Linked DNA regions of Homo sapiens: region 1 is linked to region 2. Evidence: read pairs that join two places in POLR2A ChIA-PET (ENCODE). Cell type or tissue: A673. All regions are shown on one strand.

What was found. ChIA-PET counts read pairs that join two places held together with the same protein. Peaks named below come from ENCODE experiments on the same cell type or tissue, not always from the same donor. Only the 100,000 strongest peaks of a DNase experiment are listed, where the experiment ranks them.
Region 1: POLR2A ChIA-PET joins it to region 2 with 5 read pairs; 2 of 35 experiments call an interaction of 5 or more read pairs at or near these places.

The regions. Positions count from the first base shown.
Region 1 is chr11:92,761,396-92,769,395 of GRCh38, reverse strand. It overlaps FAT3 (FAT atypical cadherin 3), which reads right to left. Exons shown (of 28, transcript NM_001367949.2): 5 at 7,226-7,540; 6 at 4,307-4,517. Among named protein-coding and RNA genes, the nearest start is that of LINC02746, 150 kb to the left of the region's middle. RefSeq lists a silencer at 3,219-3,513. In A673, a CTCF peak has its summit at 3,173; a DNase peak (open chromatin) is centred at 3,235; H3K4me3 peaks cover 1,613 bases; H3K27ac peaks cover 2,498 bases.
Region 2 is chr11:92,145,658-92,153,657 of GRCh38, reverse strand. It overlaps LOC105369429 (a long non-coding RNA gene), which reads right to left and starts at 7,249. Exons shown (of 3, transcript XR_947893.1): 1 at 7,043-7,249; 2 at 3,618-3,841; 3 at 1-87. In A673, a CTCF peak has its summit at 1,223 (motif pointing left); no DNase peak of the experiment used is centred here.

The DNA of each region.
Region 1 (8,000 bases), 620 kb before region 2:
GTGATAAAGCCACAAAGGATTATGGGTTATTTGTGTTCCCTTCACTTTCTTTCCCTTTTAACACAGAGAAGGAACATGCTGTGCGTTGGGCTGTTTAAACACAGAACAGCTGAACTTTATTATGTTTCCTTTTAATTACAGCTTTCTTAACTCAGTTACAAGTAGGGCTTCTGTTTCTGGAAGCTGAAAAGTCTCACTGCATAATATTGTAAGCAGTGGTCTCCTTGGAGGCACAAGAAAGTGTGTGACAGATCCTCGATGCAAGGGTCCAGGCTTGGAACAAAATCTTGCTTGCTACCCAGCTTTTGTGAATTCATATCATGGTGGGAGACAAAGAAATGCAGTTAAGCAAGAATTGGCTAGATTTGGAAATGCAGAAATGGGGCGACTTTACTCTCAGGGGAAAAGCATGCTGAAACACTATTTCTGCTCACTTAATGAGAATTTATTAGTTATAGCATTAGTAAGCTGTAAGTGTCATGCCAAGATGATGTCTTCTCTGTAACTCAGTGTCTCTTTAGGTGTCTGCAAGCACTGGGTCTATTAATGGAGCCAAATTCTCACTCCCTTGGAAGAGTCATAGAGTATTTACCTAGGCAAGGCCCATACTTATATCTGAGACCTCATTTCAGATCCATGCTGATATTACATACCTAGTGCCTATTCCAGGCATTCACTGCTATGTTTCTTAAGCATTGAGGCGCATTGTTCCCTCTTTCCTCTGTATGTTAGCTTGGCCAAAAAAGATGCTTACGTAAGGAGGAAGGGAACAGAGAGATGAGAGTTTCCATGGCTGAAGATAAATAAGCAGGAAATCTTGAGAGCGAGACTAAAACATCTGAATATGATAAAGGAAACAATAGGTATTTAAAGAAGGGGAAAGATGTTGTCAGCAGATTGAGAAAAAATGACTCTGATGGATTAGAAAGATTTTCAAAAGGAGGATTTGGTGGAACGTGGACCATATCAATACTGAAGTAACCAGCACCTGGGAAAAGGATTTTACTTCTGCGCTGAAATAAAGATTTGGTGTTTCAAGATGTTGTTGGCTGGATGTGGGGATGGAAATAAAATCATGTTCTGTTTGGGCATCTGGCCCAGTAAGTTCAATTTGGAAAAGAAGCTTGGCTAGATGTTACCTGATTTACAGTGAAATCTCTGTGATGGAAGCATCCAGACCAGAGGGACAACCCTGTAGGTCCTCATTCAGAGACCTACAAGTGCACTGAAACTGAAGGCAGTCTCTAGGAAAAGTATAGCATTTAGAAATACACCAATGAAGAAACATGAAAACTGATGCCATGTTCTTGATGATGGATCCTGGGTCTATATTTAAGGTAGCTTAAAGGGACTCCTTCCAGGGAGAGCTCTCATCTGTAAACTGCCTCTCTCTTCTTGGACCAATGATGTTTCTATTTTGTCAAAGGTGCATAGTGTGTAGGTTGCCGTGGCCAGTAGCACAGTGGAAGGTCACACTGACTCTGAGTAGGTTCCAGGAGGCATCAGTAGGGTTAGCATAGTGGCTGCCTGGGGTATCTCCATCATTCACCATAGTTTATTCCACTCATCCTGGGTTGGTAGCAACAGAGGTTTTGGCAGGAGGAAGGAATGAGGACACATGGGCCTTAACCATAGGGGTTAAGAGTGGAGACAGGATAAGCACAAATGAAAACATACAGCAGCACTCATCATGCTGACATGAGAAACTTGCAAATCAGGTTACATGCAGTACTGCTAGGTATGCTTACCTACAGACAGTCACACACACACATGCAGGAATGATGAAGAGTTGCAAGCCTGACCTGGATAACTAGGGTCAGGCAGCTGGTGAGACTGACCATTACAGAAAGGCATGCCAGTAGGATTTCAAAAGCAGAGTACAAGTGAGGGCATCCCAGGGCACATGGGTGGTAGGTGGGATGTACTACGGGTCAGCAGGTTGAGTGCATGGATCATGCCAGGGAGAGATGTGACACTGTCAGGCTGTAGAGGTGCTTGGACACTGGAGTGTTCAAGGAGGAGGGAGAAAAATCAGTGGCTGATGAGAAAGGGCAACTCATCTAATCTCAGGACAGCACACTAGACATTCTGTTGCCTATTCGGTTTCTGCTGCATTCTCCTTTAGGCTTTTTTTTTTTTTTTTTGAGACAGAGTCTTGCTCTGTTGCCCAGGCTGCTGGAGTACAGTGATGCAATCTTGGCTCACTGCAACCTCCACCTCCCGGGTTCAAGCAATTCTCCTGCCTCAGCCTCCCCAGTAGCTGGGATTACAGGCGCCCGCCATCATGCCCAGCTAATTTTTGTATTTTTAGTAGAGATGGGGTTTCGCCATGTTGGACACGTTGGTCTCGAACTTCTGACCTCAAGTGATCCACCCACCTCAGCCTCCCCAAGTGTTGAGATTACAGGCGTGAGCCACTGTGCCCGGCTAAAAATCACTATTGCACATGTCTCTGGACACCTGGCACTAAGGGCACGTGTAAGAACTGAATTGCACTTTCTGTGACTCTGGGGGTGGAAGTGAAGAAATCATTAAAGGTGACTGTACAGAAAACCAGACCATGACTACGTGCAACCCTTTGTGGTGCCAAGAAAGAAGAAACTGCATCAGATAATATCTTAATGAGCTGAAAATTACTAAGAAGATAAAGAAATGGAGACCCCTTTCATGGATCAGAAGAAGTTTCATTTCAAATATGTTGAGTAGCAATGAAGAAAGAAGTGAAAGCTTGCTGTGAGGATGCCCATGTACACGATGGCATGATTAATACCAAGTAAGTAAAACAAAAATGTTCCACCATCATTTCATCAAATGAAACACGTAGAAAACAGCTCTTTGCTTTTTTGGAAGTTCAGAGGACTCTCTATAGAGGTTTGACTGCGGGCCATGGGGCGTTCTTTTTCTGTGCCTTGTTAAAACCGCTGTGGAACTTTCTAAATGCTTTTCCCAAGTACAGCCATTCCTGGGGGGGAGAGGCAGGTTCCTGCCCATCCTATCCAGGCAGTGCCATGGGGAAGGAAATGATTCCCCCAGACCGACTCTCTCCTGGATCCCCTGCCTCCCACAGAGAAGCGTGGGAAGTCAGCTTTAGCTCAACCCAGTGTCGGATTGGGCGACACACACTCTCCCCTCTGTTTTAGCAACAGCCTGTTTTGTTTCCTGGTCCTCGGCACTCATTTCCTCTCCAGCGCCTCTCCCTGCTGGTTTGTCAAGGGCCATAGGGCTGTTTTGCCCTTTCCTTTTGCAGCCTGGCGTGCTTGCTTGCTTTCTTTCAAGGAATTTAAAGGTTGGCTCCCAGGGTCTATCCTGCATGCTTCCATCTGCTTCCTCTATTCGGCTTGCGGGGGAGGCTGACTGGCTATATATCTAGGTTCCATTTCCTGCCCTTCCTCTTATGGACGACAGCCAGGGGACTCTCCTGATGGGGCTTTTGGTGCATGAATGGTACTACCGCTGCAAAACAGAGGGGCTGAAATACATTTTAATTTCTTTTTCCATTGGAAAAGGCCCAGTTAAATAAACCAACCTACAAAAAGATAAAAACAAAACAACAAAAAGCCCACATACCTCAAAAGCAAAGAAATAAAAGTCAAAACAACCCCCCCCTCAAAAAAAATCCAAACCCTATCAAACCTCAAACAAAGAAGTCATTGGATACGAGTAATGCAATAGTTGTTAGAGGCATATATGAAATCTGTGGGCTGCACTTCAGCCTGTCACAGGCAGTTATGAAAGATGTAATTCAATTTGCTTTAAAAAAAAACCGTAAAAGGCAGATTGGATAGCTGTATTTTAGCAAATGTGTTTGCACTAAGGGTACCTTCTGTTGAACAGTTCTGCCCACAAGCTGTCTGTAGAATATAGAACATCTCTCGAGCATGCTTGCCACCTTGAAGCAGGGCAGTCGGGAGCAGAAAAAAAAAAGAACAGAATGCAGAAAAAAGGTGAAGAAAAAGAGAGAAATGAAGGACAGCAAGTCTAGTACCATCAATACATTTAGAAATGAGATTAGCCAAGTGTGACAATAGAATTTAAATGACACACAGAAAGACATTAAGATTGCAGTAAATAACGTACTATGGAAAATCCAGCCAGAGAGCACTTTCGGTTCAGCTTAGCTACAGAGTTGGAACGAAAGCACAGGTCGATTATTCACTTTACTGGCTCTTTTGCATTCCAGCACTATACATCTTTTAATCTTGGCACTAATTGTTAGTTTTTTGCTTTCTTTCTTTTTTTTTTTTTTCCTAGTTGCTTCAGTCAATTATTACATTGCATGATACTGCTCTGTAAGACTCGAACTTACCAACTATGTCAAACCACAGAGGGGTGTTAGCTGGCTGCACAGACACCACCCCTACAATTTCAGTCACTCTATCACTTTCCATGACTGTGAAGTTATAAAACGGCTCATCGAAGGTCAATGGTATAGGTGAAGGGGGTGGTTTCTTAATCCATTCAATGTGGAGGCGGGCCGTGGAGGATTTCTGTGGGCGCCCATTGTCCACTGCCTTTATCTACTCACACAGGGAGAGAAGAGAAAGATGTCTCAGACCTCTGATTGTTGTAGAGTTTGGATCTGTCACTCATGTTGCTGGGCCAAGAGTCCATCTTCAACACAGTGTCAGCAAGGGGAAGAAAGGAGCAGAGGTCTGGGGAGTAAAGACTTGGGAATGGAGGGGAACAACCCAGTCATGTGCAGACCTTGCACCATGTTTGCCAGAGGCTCTCTGGACCACAGTCAACTTTACAGATATTGAGACCTTGAAAGACAAATGCTGCACTTACAGTTTGTGGTGATTTGTGGGCCTGAATAATAGTTATATGAATAGAAATAGCTAATTTGATTCCTGAGAGCATGATCCTAAGCCTCACCTCTGGTGGTGATATGTGAAAGGGAAGAAAGTGCATTGTGAAACCTTATATATGTGTGAATGATACGTGCAGAAGTGTGTGTGTGCATGTGTATGTGTGTGGTTGTGTTTTGCAGTGTGTGGTTGTGTTTCGCAGCTCCTCCCTTCTGCTATATGTGATTGATAGCAGCACAGGATCCCAGGAGCAAGATAGAGTGGGCTGGGAAAGGGAGCAGCCTGGAGCTAGCTGCCTTGAGGCCCTTCAGTTTTGCCACCTGCAAAAAGGTAACAGAGAACTCTCTCGATAGCACAGTCCCTGGAGGCAGCGTGGAAGGGAAGACAGGGCTAATGACTCTCCTCTGTGGTCACAATTAGCTGATATAAGGGCTGAGGAAGCAAGTCTCCCTCCCCAGCTGGGCAGGGTGAAGAGTCCAGGTGAACCCTGGACTCAAATGGGAGGGTCAAAAGCTTCAAGAAGCAAAAGCCAAAGCAAAACAAAAATAAAAATAAATTTTTAAAAGGACTTTCAAGTATTACATTTAAAAAATAACATTTATAGGAACATAACTGATAGCTATAGCCCTTCGAAACAGTGACAATGCATAGCACCCTCATGCTATGTGTTCATGGATGATTGCTTTGCCCTAGAAACTCCCTGCGGGGTGAGAAAACTTGAGGATACATGTCTTAAGCCAGGTTCCCCCAGGAGCTAAGACAGGCATTTGAGTACAAATGGTTTTTTTTGGTGGGGAAGTGCTCTCAGGAGAAAGAGAATAGAGATCAGGGTGGGCAGGGTAGGAGTTAAACCAGGATGTGGTCCTGGCTGACCAGAGGGATCCCATGGGGAGCTCTGAACCATTAATTGCACCAGAATTGAATCCACTTTGAGGCAAGGGGATTGGACTTTTGCATCTGGGTGTCAGTCAGCCAGTGGCTGTGGGCTGCTAGACTGGAGGCTGGGAATGTAGACTCTCTTTCACCAAGAATCATCCAAGGATGATTCTCTGGAGAACAGGGCAGCTGTGAGCCATTGACAGCCAATACTTGCAGTCTGAGAATGGGATTGGGGCAGGACACCAACAGTATCCACTTGAATCTATCCAGTCCTCAGATTCCCAAACTGCAAGTCTCACATAGCTGCAATGGCACACAGCACATCAGAGCTTCTAACAGTAGATACAGAGCTGGTGTTTTACTATATTTTTTTTCTCTGCCCACTGTTCTGGACACATAACCGAGCACAGCAAGGAGCCCACGTCTAGACCACAGGAGAGAAAGGATAAATCAAGGGACTCAGGCCATCGTTTAAAATAATAAAGGACAGACCTAGCAGAGAAGGATAAAGACAAAGAAAAGAGTGGTGGATGGTGCCTTTTTTTTTTTTGAGACAGAGTCTTGCTCTGTCACCCGGGCTGGAGTGCAGTGGCGTGGTCTTGGCTCACTGCAACCTCTGCCTCCCGGGTTCAAGCGTTTCTCCTGCTTCAGCCTCCTGAGCAGCTGGGATTACAGGCACACACCACCATGCCCAGCTAATTTTTTATATTTTTGGTAGAGACGGGGTTTTACCATGTTGGCCAGGCTGGTCTCAAACTCCTGACCTCAAGTGATCCGCCTGCCTCGGCCTCCCAAAGTGCTGGGATTACAGGCATGAACCACCGTGACTTTGTTGGGACCCTGGACCATGCTCATTGCTCGTAAGGATACCAGCTGCCTTTCTGGAATAGGTACTACCTGGCTAAAGTGGTTGGGATCAGGGGAGCACACTGGCACTGTAGATACAGGAGCTTTAAGTTTCTACATGACATGGTGCCCGTGCTTGTTTTTACTTTTCTAATTTAATAAAAAATTCAGTCACTTTATACTTGAGTTTTTTCAGTTTTTATGGAATAAACATCATTGTGATTTGTGTCTCACAATTTACACAGCTATATCCATGCTCTATCACATTGTTGATAATTTCAAAAGTTGTTTTCTATGGGAAGTCTCGGGGACATGTTGAGAGATATGTTCAGTGGTGGGTAGGATGTGTTGCCCTGCTGTTCCCCTACCGCTAGTTTGCATCTATGTTCAGCACTTTGAGGATGATTTAGGGCTGCAGAAAGAGTGGTTGAGTATGTGGTGAAACAGGCTGTGGCCTGGGAATGGGGGAAAATGCTGACAGGACACAACCAAAGGAAATTGTCTCGTCATTTAAGAATATCAATGAAACAGGCAAGAGTTCTCACCTGCACTTGCCTCCCAGAAAGAACCCTTCCACAGCTGTGTGGCTTCACTTTTTACTCTAAAGATTTATTGCTCAAAGGAGTATACTTGAATAAGAACATAACCACTTCCCCCCATCTGCTGTGCTGCTGGAGTTTGGAAGATCTTACCGTTAGGATGTCATAACTGCCTGCTGTAAACTGCTTTCTAGAAGAAACCATCCCAGTTTTAGGGTCAATAAAGAACTTTCCGTCATCATTCCCATCCACAATACTGTAGGAGATTTCTGCGTTGGGGCCCTCATCTCTATCAAATGCAAAAGCCCTGTAAATCGGTTCTCCTCTCTTCTTTCGGTCACGTTCTGGCAGCTTGATCTGGTAGACCTTCTCTGGGAACTGGGGCTTGTTGTCATTTTCATCTAGAACCTGAACCACCACCCAAATGGTTGACTGTTTTGGAGAGGGACCACCATCTGTCACAGTCACCTGAAAAAGAGAGTATGATGTGATCAGAAAGGAGAAAATTATTCTTGCTATTACATGTTAACCTATGGGTGTTTCTTCTAATGCACGGACAATGCTATCCTATCCAAATTCTTTTAGTATTCATTTTCTTCTCTTTTTTCATCTTTCTATAGATTGAATTGTGTCCCCCTTAAAATTCATATATTGATGCTCTAACTGCCCATATGTGGTTATTAAGGTTAAATGAGATCATAAGGATTGAGTCCTGATCTGACAGAACTCATGTCCCTATAAAAGACAAAGAAACACTAGAGATCCCAATCTCTCTCTGCCATGTGAACACACAAAAGAAGGTAGCTGTCTGCAAGCCAGGAAGAGAGCCCACACCACAAAATGAGCCCTGCTGGAATGTTGACCTTGGACTTTCCAGTCTTCATGCTATAGTCTGAATGTAACCCTTCAAAATTCATATGTTAAAACC
Region 2 (8,000 bases):
TGGGTCTGTTATAAGCCAGATGAGCTGAGTCCTTATTGATCCTCATAGAATCTCCGTTTCTCCATTTGTAATGTGAAGGCAATAGAGCTGTTGAGAGAATTAAATGAGATCACATATACAAAATGTCTAGCTCATAGTTATGCTTAATTGACAATAGTTTGTCCTCTTTATTTTTTCATTCAAGAAGCAGATTTTGCAAAAAGAAGATGGAGGATATGATTATTGGTTAAGATTTGGGAGAGGAGGGAGTAAGATAAACAAGTCATACAATAGGAAATAAAGGTTTCAAAGGCAGATTATGTGTGACGAAAACCTTTCTTTCTGTACTTAATAATGTCTTCTGATATTGTGGAAGGCTTCAGAGGTTAGGATATGTCTTGTTGTTTTTGGTCTTCAGTATCTGGCACAGAGCAAGCTCAGAGAAGTGCTACTACAAGTGGTGTGACTCAGGAAGCAGATTCTGATTTGGATAGTTGCCTGCAGAAACTTTATTGGGGTATGTTTTCCAGTAATGTCTATGGGGAAGGTGAAAGAAGAAGGACCAGACAGATGTCTGTACCAGCTTATATGAAATTTTGGAGCTGGGATATCCCTGCAGAATTGTCCCGAACCAGGGTAGAGTGTTCAGGCCTTGATATCACACTCAGTGACCAGTTTTAGGATGTGGGTTAACACAGGGAAAAGGAATGACTTGGGAGAGGTGGCTCTCTTCAGCTGAGGGCAAGCTTGGGAGGAGATTTATCTGTGAGCTCTTAGTTGCCATTGTGGGCTACATTGTGTTCCCTAAAAAGATATTGAAATCCTAACCCCTGAAACTTGTGAATGTGACTTTACTTGGAAATAAGGCTTTTGCAGGTGATCAAATAAAGATGTCATTAGGATGTCCCCTAATCCAATAAAAAAGGGGAGAATGGACACAGAGACATACATCTGTAGAGGGAGGATGATGTGAAGACAAGGGAGAATGCCACCTACAAGCCAAGGAGAAAAGCATGTGACAGATTTTCGGCCCTCCCATCCCTCAGAAGGAGCCAACCCTGCTGACACCCTGATTTTGAACTTCTATCCTCCAGAGCTGTGAGACAACACATTTTTGTTATTTAAGTCACTCAATATGTGGTATTTCGTTAGGGTAGTCCTGGGAAACTAATGCAGTTGCCAACACATTGAGCAGCCTGCCATCGGTGCTGCAGTCCTGAAGTGAGGCCATCTGGTGGCACACCACAGTAGTTATTACGGGAGCTCCATGGTGCTTGAGCGATAAAGTCTTCAGGTCCCAGCTTGGACCAATGCCGGGTCGTATTTTTCTACTACCTAGGAAATTGACGCATTCTTTCACCTACTGATGTCCACACACCTCCTTGCAATGAAACACTCAGCCACATATGGTTGTCTTGAGCCTGTCTTTAGAAACTGACCAAGGGAGAAGATCTGCACATGCTCAGGAAACATACTTACTCTGAAGTGCCCTAGAAAAGAGGAATATTTATAGAGAAGGGTTTCAAGTCAGGCTAGGACTGTTTTGGGGCTTACTACCACTGTTCTATTGAACAGCTTGTTCAAGGAAATGAGATTTTGAACAAATCAGTAGTCCTGGCTATGAAGAAGGAAGGAGGTACCAAAAATAAAGAATAAAAAATCTTTAAGTCGGGTGCAATGGCATGTGCCTATAGCTCCAGCTACTCAGGAGGCTGAGAAAGTAGGATTACTTGAACTCAGGAGTTTGAGACCAGCCTAGGCAACATGGCAAGACCCTGTCTCTAAAGAAGAAAGAAAGAGAGAGAGAAAGAAAGAAAGAAAAGAAAAAAGAAATAAAAGAAAAGAAAGAAATTGTGTCACAATCTTGTTCAGAGTAAATTTGTTTTTCTTTCTTTTTTTTTTTTTATTTGAAACAGGGTCACACTCTGTCGCCCAGGCTGGAGTGCAGCAGCACAACCTTGGCTCACTGCAACCACCTCTGCCTCCTGGGTTCAAGCGATTCTCCTGCCTCAGCTTCGCGAATAGCTGGGACTACAGGCCTGCGCCACCATGCCCAGCTAATTTTCATATTTTTAGTAGGCACGGGGTTTTATCATGTTGGCCAGGCTGGTCTCAAACTCCTGACCTCAAAGTGATCCACCCGCCTCGGCCTCCCAAAGTGCTGGGATTACAGGCATGAGCCACCGTGCCCGGCCCAGAGTAAATTTTTAATGAGCAATTCCTTCAGGATAGAAGAGAAATGGGGATAAATTCAAATCATTTCAGGTCGATGTTTGCTAGGACTACATGCATCTTCTGTATTATCTTTGGATTTTGCATAGCTTTACAAAAGCAGGTGATGTGTCTCTGTGACTTATTTCTGTCGTCTCAACACTAACAGGATGAACTACACTGGAGATTGAAGAAGCTTTTTTTTGTTGTCAACCACAAAACTTAGAGCCAGGGGGTATATGAAATCAGATTACATGACACTCTTGTCTTTTTCATGCAACTTGTGGGTATTAGCTACATTCTTCTTCCATTAACAGAACAGTGGGAGAGGAGGAATCTGTTATCTCACTCATGTTAACACTAAATTGTCATCAGAATTTGAATTGTAAAATTTTTATTTCTGGTCAGAGGCAGGATGAAAACCACTTGTTTTTATAAACTGCACTTCAGGTAAATACTCAGGCTTTGAGTTTGAAATAGGTAATTGTTAAATGGATATTGAAGGCATGATTAAAGACCTTCATTATTTGCACATTTTCATCTTTGGATTGTATATACACTCACACCCATTAAAGGAACCATACAACTTAGTGTAGAAAGGCCCAAATTCCATCCCTTGCTGCAAACCACATAACACAGCAGCACAGATTCAGTACAAGCACATAGTAGGTGCTCAGTAAAGATCTTCTGAAGGAAAATCTGTGCTGCAAAATAAAAACAAGTGTCCCGAAAGAAATATGTCAAGTCTCTACTAAAATTTCTCTTTCAGGAAAGTAGATCAATCTCTTAGATGGTGTTTGACTCAGATACCCCATGTTTCCTTTTACTATACTTCATTTCGCATGTCCTCTCAGAAGTCCAGAAGTGCCTGGAATTTATTTCCTAAGTGGGGAGGAGGCAGGATTGTGAGAGTCCAGATCTCACTGTTTAAGGTAAGGGAAATCTGGTAGTAACTTTCCTTAAGGCTTCAGTCTGGAGCTAGCTACTCTTAGCAGGATTTTGCCAGGGATCTCACCTTTGCTGAGCTGCTTCTTGTCCCATTCTGTTCCCCAATTCCATTGTGTATTTATTCTCATCTCAGAAAACCCTAACCTAAAAGCATTCTCTCTTGATTCCTGGTTCATCTCAAAGAACTGCCCCATTTTTCTGCTCCCTTTCACAACAGTTTTGCAGTCTTCCTGCATCTAATTCTTTTCTCCTTCCTTGCTCAAACCACTCAATACAGTTTTCCACACTAAACACTCGACTGAAACTCCTCTTCTCAAGATCACCAGCGACCTCTATCTGGCTGAATTCAATGGCTACTTCTTGTTCTCATTGTACAGGACTTCTAAGCAGTATCTAGATAATCTGACCATCCCCTTCTTAGGGAAATGCTCTCTTTTCTTGTCTTTCTTGATACCACCCTCCCACAGTTTTCTTGTTACCTCATTGGTCATTCCTTCTTCACCTTTGAGCTGGTTCCTTCTTGGTTGGCCTATTAGATGTTGGAATACATAATGGCTTAGATCTTGGTCTCTTCCTTTCTCCTTCTATGCTGTGTTTCTTGGATATGCTGGAGACTGCCCAATTTGTGCCTCTTCCCCTGATTCTTCCATTAAAACTTGACTGTATATCTACAGACTGCTTCACTTGTGTATTTAATATGCGTCTAAAACGAAAAAGCCCAAGAGAGAACTGCTGTTTCTGTATGGCAATACCACTTAACAAACACAATGAAAAATTCTTTTTTACTCAGTTTTCCAGGTCTTCGTAAATATATCACTTTCCAATATGCTGCCCAAACTGGAAAAAGGAGGCATTTCTCATTTCTCTATTCTGCCCTCCCTACCACATAGAATAGATCAGATAATCCCATCGACCATGTCGCTGCAATGTATTTCGAATCTGACTCTCTTCTCTTCATCTCCACTGCTACTACCCAGTTCTTGTCATCATCTTTAATTACCCAGATGACTGAATTCATCTACAAACTGGTCTCTCACTTCCTTTGTTGTCCACTTACTCTTCTCATCCCCTCCCTAAATCATCCTTGTAATACATAATAAGATTACACTAATTCCTTTGCTTAAAACCCTCTGTGGCTTCTTTTCACCCTGAAAATAAAATCTAAAACCCTTGCCCAATTTATAACCCTTGCTTACCTTCTGATTCTTCCCTATTCCCTTAGATTCAGTCATTCTGAACTTGTTTCTCTGCTGGCACGTGACAATCCTTAAAGTCTAGTGCTTGCAGTTCTTCCACATACCATATTCTAGACTGAGATCTTTTCAAGACTGATCCTACTATAGGTGGGAAGCATTTGCCTCAGGCAAACTCCTCCAACTGTTGTAAAACTGAATTCTGTATCCAAGGAGTTTCCACCAATAGTCTAAAGTGTTTAGGATCATTCCAGCCAAGCTAGAATAAACTTGAGCTTCTAATTTGGATCTTAAAACCCAGAGATGGGTTTGTATTGTATAGACTTCTCCAGATTCTTAGCCCTGCCATATCGACCTGTGGTTAGACTTCCATTTGTTGTCAAAAAAGTCTGTTCTTATTTATTGTGAGGTTCTGAAAAGCAGAGACTGTACCACTCATCTGGAAAACTGACACAGCATATGACACCTGTTCAGAAGATGCTCAAAAAGGGTTTACTCTATAATGTAAAGACCAGTGAAGATTGGATTCTGTGATTAGCTTTGAAATTTATGTAACTTTCAAAATTACTCTGAGCTTAACTTTCTTTATATGCACTTTATACAAATGTGGTAAAGACTGAATGAGATAGTGGATATCAAAGTTTTACCACATGGCTGGTACACAGTAGACATTAGAGAAGTCTTCATTTCTCCCTTTCTCCCTCCATATCTTCTCTTCTTAATAGTTTCTTCCTACTGTAGATTTACCTATCATTGCAACCTCAGTGCTAAGCATAGGACTTACATTTTTTTCTTTCTTCATTCCTCTTAATGTTTCCTTCCTTCTCAGCTTTCTCTATTTTAGCCTTTTTCTTTACCATCTCCTTTTCCTCTTTTCTATTCTTCTCTTCTATCCAATATTGAACTAACCTATACTTTTCTCTTCTTTCTCCTTTGCCTTTCTTAAAGTTTAACATTAACACTTACTCCCTCTAACCTACAAAAAAGAGAGGTAGTGGAGACTGTGCTCTTTAGTCAGATCCTAAGTACCAGTTCTCTGTCTGTCTCCGAGAAAAAAAAAAAAAATCTGTGCACTGGAGCTTGTCTTCTACTCCCTACTGAGACAAAAGTGCTTCCCAAGCTCATGCAACCCACATGTTAAAATATTAATAGAAAAAAAAAAACCCAGCAAGGCAAGGGTCACAGCAGTTTGGGCATGAGACCAGCAGGTCTTTTGGAGCCCTCTTCTGTGTGGAGCCAATGGGAAGACTGACATTTAGCGTGCCTCCACACAGAGATGCAGATGGCTTCTAAGCCTATTTCAGTGAACATACGAGGAAGTGGGTGGGGGAGACTGGAAAGAGCCACAATTCCTATCCATGGCATCAAAATGCCAAGAACTGAAGACAATTAAAAATGGATAACTTGAGGGAAAGCACAGAGAGAGACAGTTTGAGTTTTATTAAAATGCATTGAAAACTTTTTTTGTTTTTGGGAAAAAGAATGAAAAATTATTTTGATCTGTTTTTAAGTTAAAGAAAAGAAATATCCTTCAACATTGGCCTCTTCTAAATAGGTTTAGTAGGTAAAAATAAATGCAATCAAATTTCTGACAGTATTTTCCTTTAAAAAGATGCAAATAAATTTGTAATACAGTCAAGCTCCAAAATAACAGATTGAAATACTCAAGATTATAAATTCAAATTTTTTTCCATTGAAATGGCATTTCAATTTCCTTCCCTGGAATACCTTGGGTGGGGGGTCACTATCTTTAAATGCTTTCTGGTTTTCTATTTTTTTTTTCTTTGAGTGGTGGATTCTAGCTGAAACAGTTACAAACAGTTAAGTATATTTGATTAGAGATCACTTGGGATTCATCATCACTTGGGATACTTCATATATGGACAGTATCCATATATGAAGATGAAAAATCTACAAGCTAGAGGTAATTTATTATTTTCTCATAAGCATTTGCATTTATAAAAGTATGTTCTTGCTGGGCGTGGTGGCTCACACCTGTAATCCCAGCACTTTGGGAGGCCGGGGTGGGCGGATCACGAGGTCAGGAGATCGAGACCATCCTGGCTAACACGGTGAAACTCCATCTCTACTAAAAATACAAAAAATTAGCCGGGCGTGGTGTCGGGCGCCTGTAGTCACAGCTACTCGGGAGGCTGAGGCAGGAGAATGGCATGAACTCAGGAGGCAGAGCTTGCAGTGAGCCAGGATGGGGCCACTGCATTCCAGCCTGGGTGACAGAGCAAGACTCCGTCTCAAAAAAAAAAATATTCTTTTATTGTTGGTTCTTACTTTGCCATTACACAGCTTACTAGCTCATCTTTATACTCTAGTGTTTAAGAGCTTAAGCTCAACAGCTATATTTCCCTATATTTTATTTTGGGTCAAATCCCATCCATCACTTACTAGGTGAGTGACTTTGGTCAAATTACTTACTGCTTTCAGCCTCACTATATTCATCCATAGGATGTGGATATTAATATTTGCCCCGTAAGGTCTTTGTGAAAATGACATATGATTCAGCATATAAGGCCTTGAGGATGTCAGAAAGATGGCAGAATCAGAATTTTCAACCTTTGTATCCTGACAGAAACACTGATTTTGACAACCATCCGTGGAGAAGAGCCCAGGAGTTAAGCAGAGATGTCCTGGCATTCTATTGGAAGAAACAAATTTGTGAGTAGGCACACTGAAGAGCATAAGAACAGTTTTACCCTGCCCACATCACTCCTCCCGAAGGTAGCACAGTTCATTGCCAATACAGATCCTCTCAATTTATGAATTTATCCACGGGGGAAAGTGAGAGAGTAGTTGAGTGTCTGCTTCTCTAGCCATGCAGCTTCCTGCCCAAAGGCCCACTTCTTTCTCTCTGCACTCAGAATACTGAGGGGATCAGCATGGCTGAATAGTCTGGGGGCAGGTAGGAGCAGGGAAATGGGGTGGGGCCTCACAGCAACCAGGCATGGAATACAACAAAGGGCCATGGTTTCTACTAACTGCCTTATGACTTCACAAGAGGCCTACCCATTTATCTAGTAGGATGTATCACCTGCATCTTTCCCACCAACACACCCATGCATGCCCCACTGCTCTGTGTGCCCTCCCCTTTTACCATAGCTATTGTGAGTACGCCCCTGCAGACCATGCAGGTGTACACACAGACAACTAGCGCCAACTATGCTGGCTTGAAAAAAGATGCTTAACCTTGACCACTTCAAGATACTACCTTAGGGAAATGAAATGGTAAACTCTCCACACTCAGCCTAGTTTTGTGGAATTGAGAAAAAGCACACAATCCTAAGACTTCCCCCTCCCAAAAGTAACAAAAGGAGTGGAGAGGGTACATCCATAGAAAAATCCTGAAAGACCACAGGAATACCCAGGCAGTCTGACTGATGAAAGTCTTTTTCTCCCAAAGCCAGTCAAACAAAAACCAAAACAAACAAACAAACAAAAAACTGGAAGAGGTGACTGCTTCCTCAGCTGTGAATACTGCAGCAGGAGACTTCAAGGAGCATGAAAAATCAATGACTGAAAGAACACAGTAATTGTTCAGTAACTTAACCCCCGAAATTAGAAATCTATAAACTGCCTGACAATTTGAAATAATTATTTTAAGGGAGTTCGGTGAGTTATAAAAGAACACAGACTGCTCATTGAAATCAGGAAAAC